Regions from separate parts of the Homo sapiens genome. Here region 1 is linked to region 2. Evidence: chromatin contacts called from ENCODE Hi-C or POLR2A ChIA-PET data. All regions are on one chromosome and are shown on one strand. Each heading gives the region's core, a stretch centred on a gene start or an enhancer-like site at or near the end of the contact. The rest is flanking DNA. Distances are from core to core; before and after follow the strand shown. Region 1 holds the start of CDK4 (cyclin dependent kinase 4). Region 2 holds the start of NXPH4 (neurexophilin 4).

Evidence for each region. A loop is a pair of places that touch in the nucleus more often than their neighbours do. ChIA-PET counts read pairs that join two places held with the same protein, here RNA polymerase II (POLR2A). Pooled maps may share reads with other maps.
Region 1: a pooled map shows a loop between it and region 2 (3-fold over the local background). The contact joins the promoter of CDK4 here to the promoter of NXPH4 in region 2. A Hi-C loop is called at or near these places in 5 of 37 single-sample maps with no recorded cell type and 10 of 50 pooled maps. POLR2A ChIA-PET finds 5 or more read pairs at or near these places in 3 of 52 experiments (GM10248, H1 and OCI-LY7).

The regions. Positions count from the first base shown.
Region 1 is chr12:57,751,060-57,753,759 of GRCh38, forward strand. It overlaps CDK4 (cyclin dependent kinase 4), which reads right to left and starts at 1,251. Exons shown (of 8, transcript NM_000075.4): 1 at 1,116-1,251; 2 at 441-677; 3 at 148-283; 4 at 1-31. The coding sequence starts at 658. RefSeq lists silencers at 401-540, 1,271-1,350, 1,581-1,700 and an enhancer at 877-1,610.
Region 2 is chr12:57,215,381-57,218,080 of GRCh38, forward strand. It overlaps NXPH4 (neurexophilin 4), which reads left to right and starts at 1,414. Exons shown (of 2, transcript NM_007224.4): 1 at 1,414-1,646. The coding sequence starts at 1,590. RefSeq lists enhancers at 812-1,311, 1,459-2,067, 2,068-2,674 and a silencer at 977-1,436.

The DNA of each region.
Region 1 (2,700 bases), core at 1-2,500, 540 kb after region 2:
CTAGGCCTCTTAGAAACTGGCGCATCAGATCCTAGTTTCAAAGGGGAGGTACAGATGCACTGGAAACTAGGCACCATACCTGAAATCCCAGAAGGTTCTACTACAAAGGTCCCAATCCACCTCTCAATGCCTACCAACCCCACTCACCTTGATCGTTTCGGCTGGCAAGCCTGGTGGGGGTGCCTTGTCCAGATATGTCCTTAGGTCCTGGTCTACATGCTCAAACACCAGGGTTACCTTGATCTCCCGGTCAGTTCGGGATGTGGCACAGACGTCCATCAGCCTGACCAGAGTAAATGCTCACTTTTCAATCCCCTTTAACCCAACATGGCCTCTCATTATTTCCTCAGGGTCCCCACTTCTCTACAGATCATCACACCCCACCTATAGGCTGTCTTTTCCCTTTACTCCCCACGCCCAACCCTCCACCACCTTCTCACCGGACAACATTGGGATGCTCAAAAGCCTCCAGTCGCCTCAGTAAAGCCACCTCACGAACTGTGCTGATGGGAAGGCCTCCTCCACCTCCTCCTCCATTGGGGACTCTCACACTCTTGAGGGCCACAAAGTGGCCACTGTGGGGATCACGGGCCTTGTACACTGTCCCATAGGCACCGACACCAATTTCAGCCACTGGCTCATATCGAGAGGTAGCCATTCTCAGATCAAGGGAGACCCTACAATCACAGACTCCTATCACCAAAAGTCGCTTACAGAGTTAGGATGGTATGAGCCTGCAGCAACAAAGGGACTCCCAAAAAAAAAGCGCAAAGAACACCACCAGCATCCCATCCCCCGCTCCCAGTCTTCCTTGGGGCCGGCCCCAGAGATAACACAATGACTCAATACCAACCCCTCCAGCCACGTGAGGCCCTGCAATAGAAAACGCTTTTTCCTTTGGGACAATCGCGCCCCGCACAAAGATCACACATGACACATGCCTTGCATCGAAGATCCTACACCTCAGTCCCTAAAATTATACTTTCCCATGACCACAAAGGCCCCACTTCCCGCCCTTGAGCGACCCTTCCATAACCAGCTCGCGAAACGAACGCGTGGAAAGCTGTGAGGGGGGCGGGCACTGGTTCTCATTCCTGGGAAGGGACTGCACTTACCTCACGCCAGCCCGGGGTGCTGTGGGGGCGGCCCGTTATCGGGGCCCCGGAGCCGGTTCCTACGGCCCCATACACCCGAGCTCGGTCCGGAGCAGCTGGACGCAGAGGGCCCGACCATAGACACAGGCCGCAAGCTAGAGAGGCCCCCTCACCCCCACCCTCACCATGTGACCAGCTGCCAAAGAGGCGCGCGGAAACTGGGAGGGCGGGGCGAACGCCGGACGTTCTGGGCACGTGACCGCCACCCATGCGCTGAGGGGCGGACAGGAGGTGCTTCGACTGGGAGGAGGGCGAAGAGTGTAAGGGGGCGGAGGGGCGATGGCAGCCACGTGATCTGTTGCTATCACACGTGACCGCTTGACATTGCTCTGAGGAGCAGAGGTGTGGCTACGCGGCGGGCACGTGACTGGCTGCCACAACCCCCGCTGCAGGGGGGGAGCGGTGAGGGGGACAAGAGAGGGTGGAGCCCGAGGCGGTGCCATGGCAACCTAGGCCACCCAGAGCCCAACTCCCGGCTGAAGGATTGTCTCACTACCGGTCTGAAGGCTGAACTCCAGTCTCACTACCGGTCTTTCAGCCTGTCTGCATTGGGGAGGGGGTGGGAGTTGGGGTACCAGAGGTGATGCTGTCACCTTTTCGCTCCACCATGAGAAAACATACTCTCATTTGTGTCATTGTTTCATTCATTAATTCTACAACATTTTACTGAGTGCTTGCTTCCAGTGTGTATGTGGGTTTTTATTTTGTTTTTGGTGTCTGTCACTGGCCCTTTAAAGTAGTGGTACGACTATCTATAAAGATGTAGCCAACAATGGGGTCTTCTACAATAGGGAGTAAACAATGCCCATTTGAGGGCAAAACTACGATTAAAGGATGACGGAAGGCAGATTAATACAGTAATCCAACAGGCTCAGTGACAAGGTAATCCTCTCACTTTTCCAACTTCCAAACCTCCCTGGGAGTGTTAATGCAAAGACCTGAGGCCATCTGGCAGAGAAGTTATTGATGAGCAGGAGACAGGAATACTTGACCTTTTAAGTTTTTTTTTTTTTTCCAGTAGGAAGGTTCTATGATTATGTGATATTTGTATGTGTGCATATATGCTTCTATGTATATATGTATGTATATGATATTATTTATCACATCATATATAAGACGGATACAGGATTGCACATGTGCAAGAAAGTTACCACCACACCCCCTGCACCCTCCAGACCACCACAATGAATGAAAATGACATGCCCCCTTCTGCAAACCTTGTGACTACTCATTTGGAGTTATTGTGCTTCCCTCTTTTTCCCTAGTGCCGCTTTCTTAGCACTTAGCACTGTCCAGAACACACTTGTTCCCAAATGGCCTCTGCCCAGACACCTAGGTAGACACAAGTAGATTTCTCCTACTTTGTTTTATTGGCTCCAAGGTCTTTATCTCCCAGCCCTTTGGGGGTATGGGAGTAAAGGAGGAAAGCGGTTAGTGTCTCATTTGTGAGAATTTGTCTAAAATCTAAAGCCATTTTATTACCCTATTTGCCACTCCTTCCACTCTAACTTCTGTTTTCCTTAACCATCTGGCTGAGAATATAAGA
Region 2 (2,700 bases), core at 164-2,663:
TGGCTTCTGCCTGTCTCCCTGGGTGTCTCTGAATCTGCCTCGTCCTCTCAGCACCGGTCCTTTTCCTGACTCGTGTGTGTGGCTGTCACGTCCCATATCTATCTGTCCATTTCTTTGTATGTGCCCCCACTTGTCTTCTGGGCTGCCAGTGACAGCATACACCTGTGTATGTCTCAGTGTGTGTGTCCACCTCTGTGGGTGTTTGCTCTCTGCCAAGACAAAGAGAGGGTGAGCGCACTGAGCAACTGTCTGGGTGTGCTCGTCTGGGTGCAGGTGTGCTCACCTCTGTTGCTGTGCTCCTCTGTGTGTTGGGGTGCCGCTAGGTGTGCGCCTGTCTCTGTATTTCGCTCTGTGTGCCCTGTCCCCGTGAAGGCATCTGCGTGCATCCCTGGGGTGGGCTCTCAAGGGATGTGTCTGTCTCTCAGTCTCTTTGCTTGTCCCTATCTCTGTCTAGGTGTTGGTCATACCACAACCTCAGCCACAGCCTCAGTGCATAGCAACAGCTGACAGCTGAAACCACCCGGGCAGGAGAGAGAGAGGCAGTGGGGAGGAGGGAACCGAGGAAGAAACAGAGAAGAGGATGGGGGCAGAGAGCTGGGGCTGGGGACAGAGACAAGGACAGAGATAGGGAATGGGGACAAGGATCTAGAAGAGCTGGTGGTGAAAGATGGGACGGCGGGAGGGGAGGAACAGAGACTGCACCAAGAGGCCAGGCAGGCGGCGCTGAGAGGGATTTCCTGCCCAGCCCCCATGCAGAGGCGCACTGGGCCTCGTGGGGGTCAGTGGTGGGGGCCAGGGGCAAAGGTGAACAGCCGGTCTAGCCGAGGGGTCCTGAGACCGCAGAGGTGCGGTGAGGCGGGGACGGGGCGGAGGGCGCCGTTTGTCAGCCCTATTGACAGACGTGATGGGGTTTCCGTCCGTGATCAATGATTCTCATCTCCGGGCCGAATGAGCCGCGGGGCGCCCATCCATCCCCGTCAGCATCGCGCGGCGGCAGCCGCCCGAGGCCCCGCCCGTCCCCACCTCGGCCCCTGCCCTGCGCCTGCCCCGACACACCTTGGCCCTGAACAGGGCAGAGGCCCGGGGCTTGGAGAGCGTCGTCCGGCTGGGCTCCGCGGCGCCCCCACTCCAGGTGCACGGGCCCGGAGCCCAGAGCCCCACGCCCTGCCCCGTTCCTCCTGGGCGCACAGACGCGGCCTCTCGGGGGACCAGTGCCTGAGCCCCTCGACCCCCTCCGCTTCGCACCTGGGCCAGGGGCGTGTCCGGGGCGTGCCGGTGTGAAAGTCACCTTCGGTGCCCCCAGCTGGGCGGGAGGGGGCGCGCGGGGCGCGGCCGGGATTGGAGCGCCGCGGAGCCCCGCCCCCCGCCCGCGGAGTCAGACCCAACTTTCTCCCCCGCCCGCGCCCCGCCCCCAGCGCCGGCTCCGCGCCTCGCGCCCAGTCCGCGGGCCGCGCCGCCGCTCCCGCCGCTCCCGCCGCTCCCGCCGCTCCCGCAGCCGCCCCGCCGCCCGCCCGGAGCCCCGCGTCCCTAGGCCTGGCTCCCGCCTGCCCGAGACCCGCCCAGCCTGCCCCGCTCAGCCGCCAGAGAAGATGCGGCTGCTCCCGGAATGGTTCCTCTTGCTCTTTGGCCCGTGGCTCCTTAGGAAGGTAAGAGTGGCAGGGCTGGGGCGCTAGCGCGGGCGCGGGGTTCCGGGACGCGAAGGTCCCAGTGTGCGAGGGGCTCCGTGCGCCCGCCCCGCCCCCAGCTCCGAGCGTCCCAACTTTGCGCGGCGCGGGGGAAGCGGACAGACAGACTGCCCGATTCAGGACGGGCACTCTCCTAGCGCAAGTTGGCTGAGGCTTGGAGAGGGTGCCGGGCGGAGGTCCCCCTTGCAGCCGACTTCAGGCGCGGCGGGGGAGGGGACGAAGCCCGACCCGCGAGTGCGCCAGACAGAGCGGGAGTGCGAGACAGACAGACAAGCCAGCAGGGTGTCAGCCTTGCCGTCTTTCCGCGCCAGTCTCGCTCGCCTGCCTCACTGTCTGTCTGTCCTTCCACCCCTCCACCCCCGCCTTCCCATTTCTCTTCTCTGCACTTGTCACCATGCCAGGTGGGCTCTGTGTCGGGAGCATCCATGGCCCGAGCACACACGCACACACGGACTCAGGCAGACACGGCTGAACTTGGCTACAGCCAGCCTCCCATCACATTTCCCACGGAGACACCATCTCCCCTGCACGACCTCACAGACACACCCCCCTCTCGTGCCCCACTGAAGGGGGAGGCTGTCTGGAAGGGGAGTCTCTCCTCCCATGCCCTCCCTGCCTCCAACCCCACTCCAAGGCCTCTTTCCCTGAGGCTCTCGGGCGAAGAGCCAGAGGCTAAGGGAGCTCAGACTTGATCTGCCTCCTTCCTGACTTGGAGGCTTCAACCTGCGAACATGCTGTGCTCATATGTGCTGGGTGGAGGGCGTGGGTCACCGTGTGCACCTGTGTGCATGTGTCCAGGGAAGCCAGGCTTGGTCCAGTACTGGGGCCGAGGGTACATGTGTATACTGGTGTGGTGTGTGGTGTTGGCTTTGCATGAGTGAGTGTCAGTGCCTGCCTCACAGTGCAGCCATCTGCCTATGCCCCTGGTGTGTGCCCGCAATGGGGGCCCAGGCCCCAGTCCCCCATTTTCCTTCTACCAGCCTCCCCTGCCTATGGCTTCCCTGTTTTCTGACCC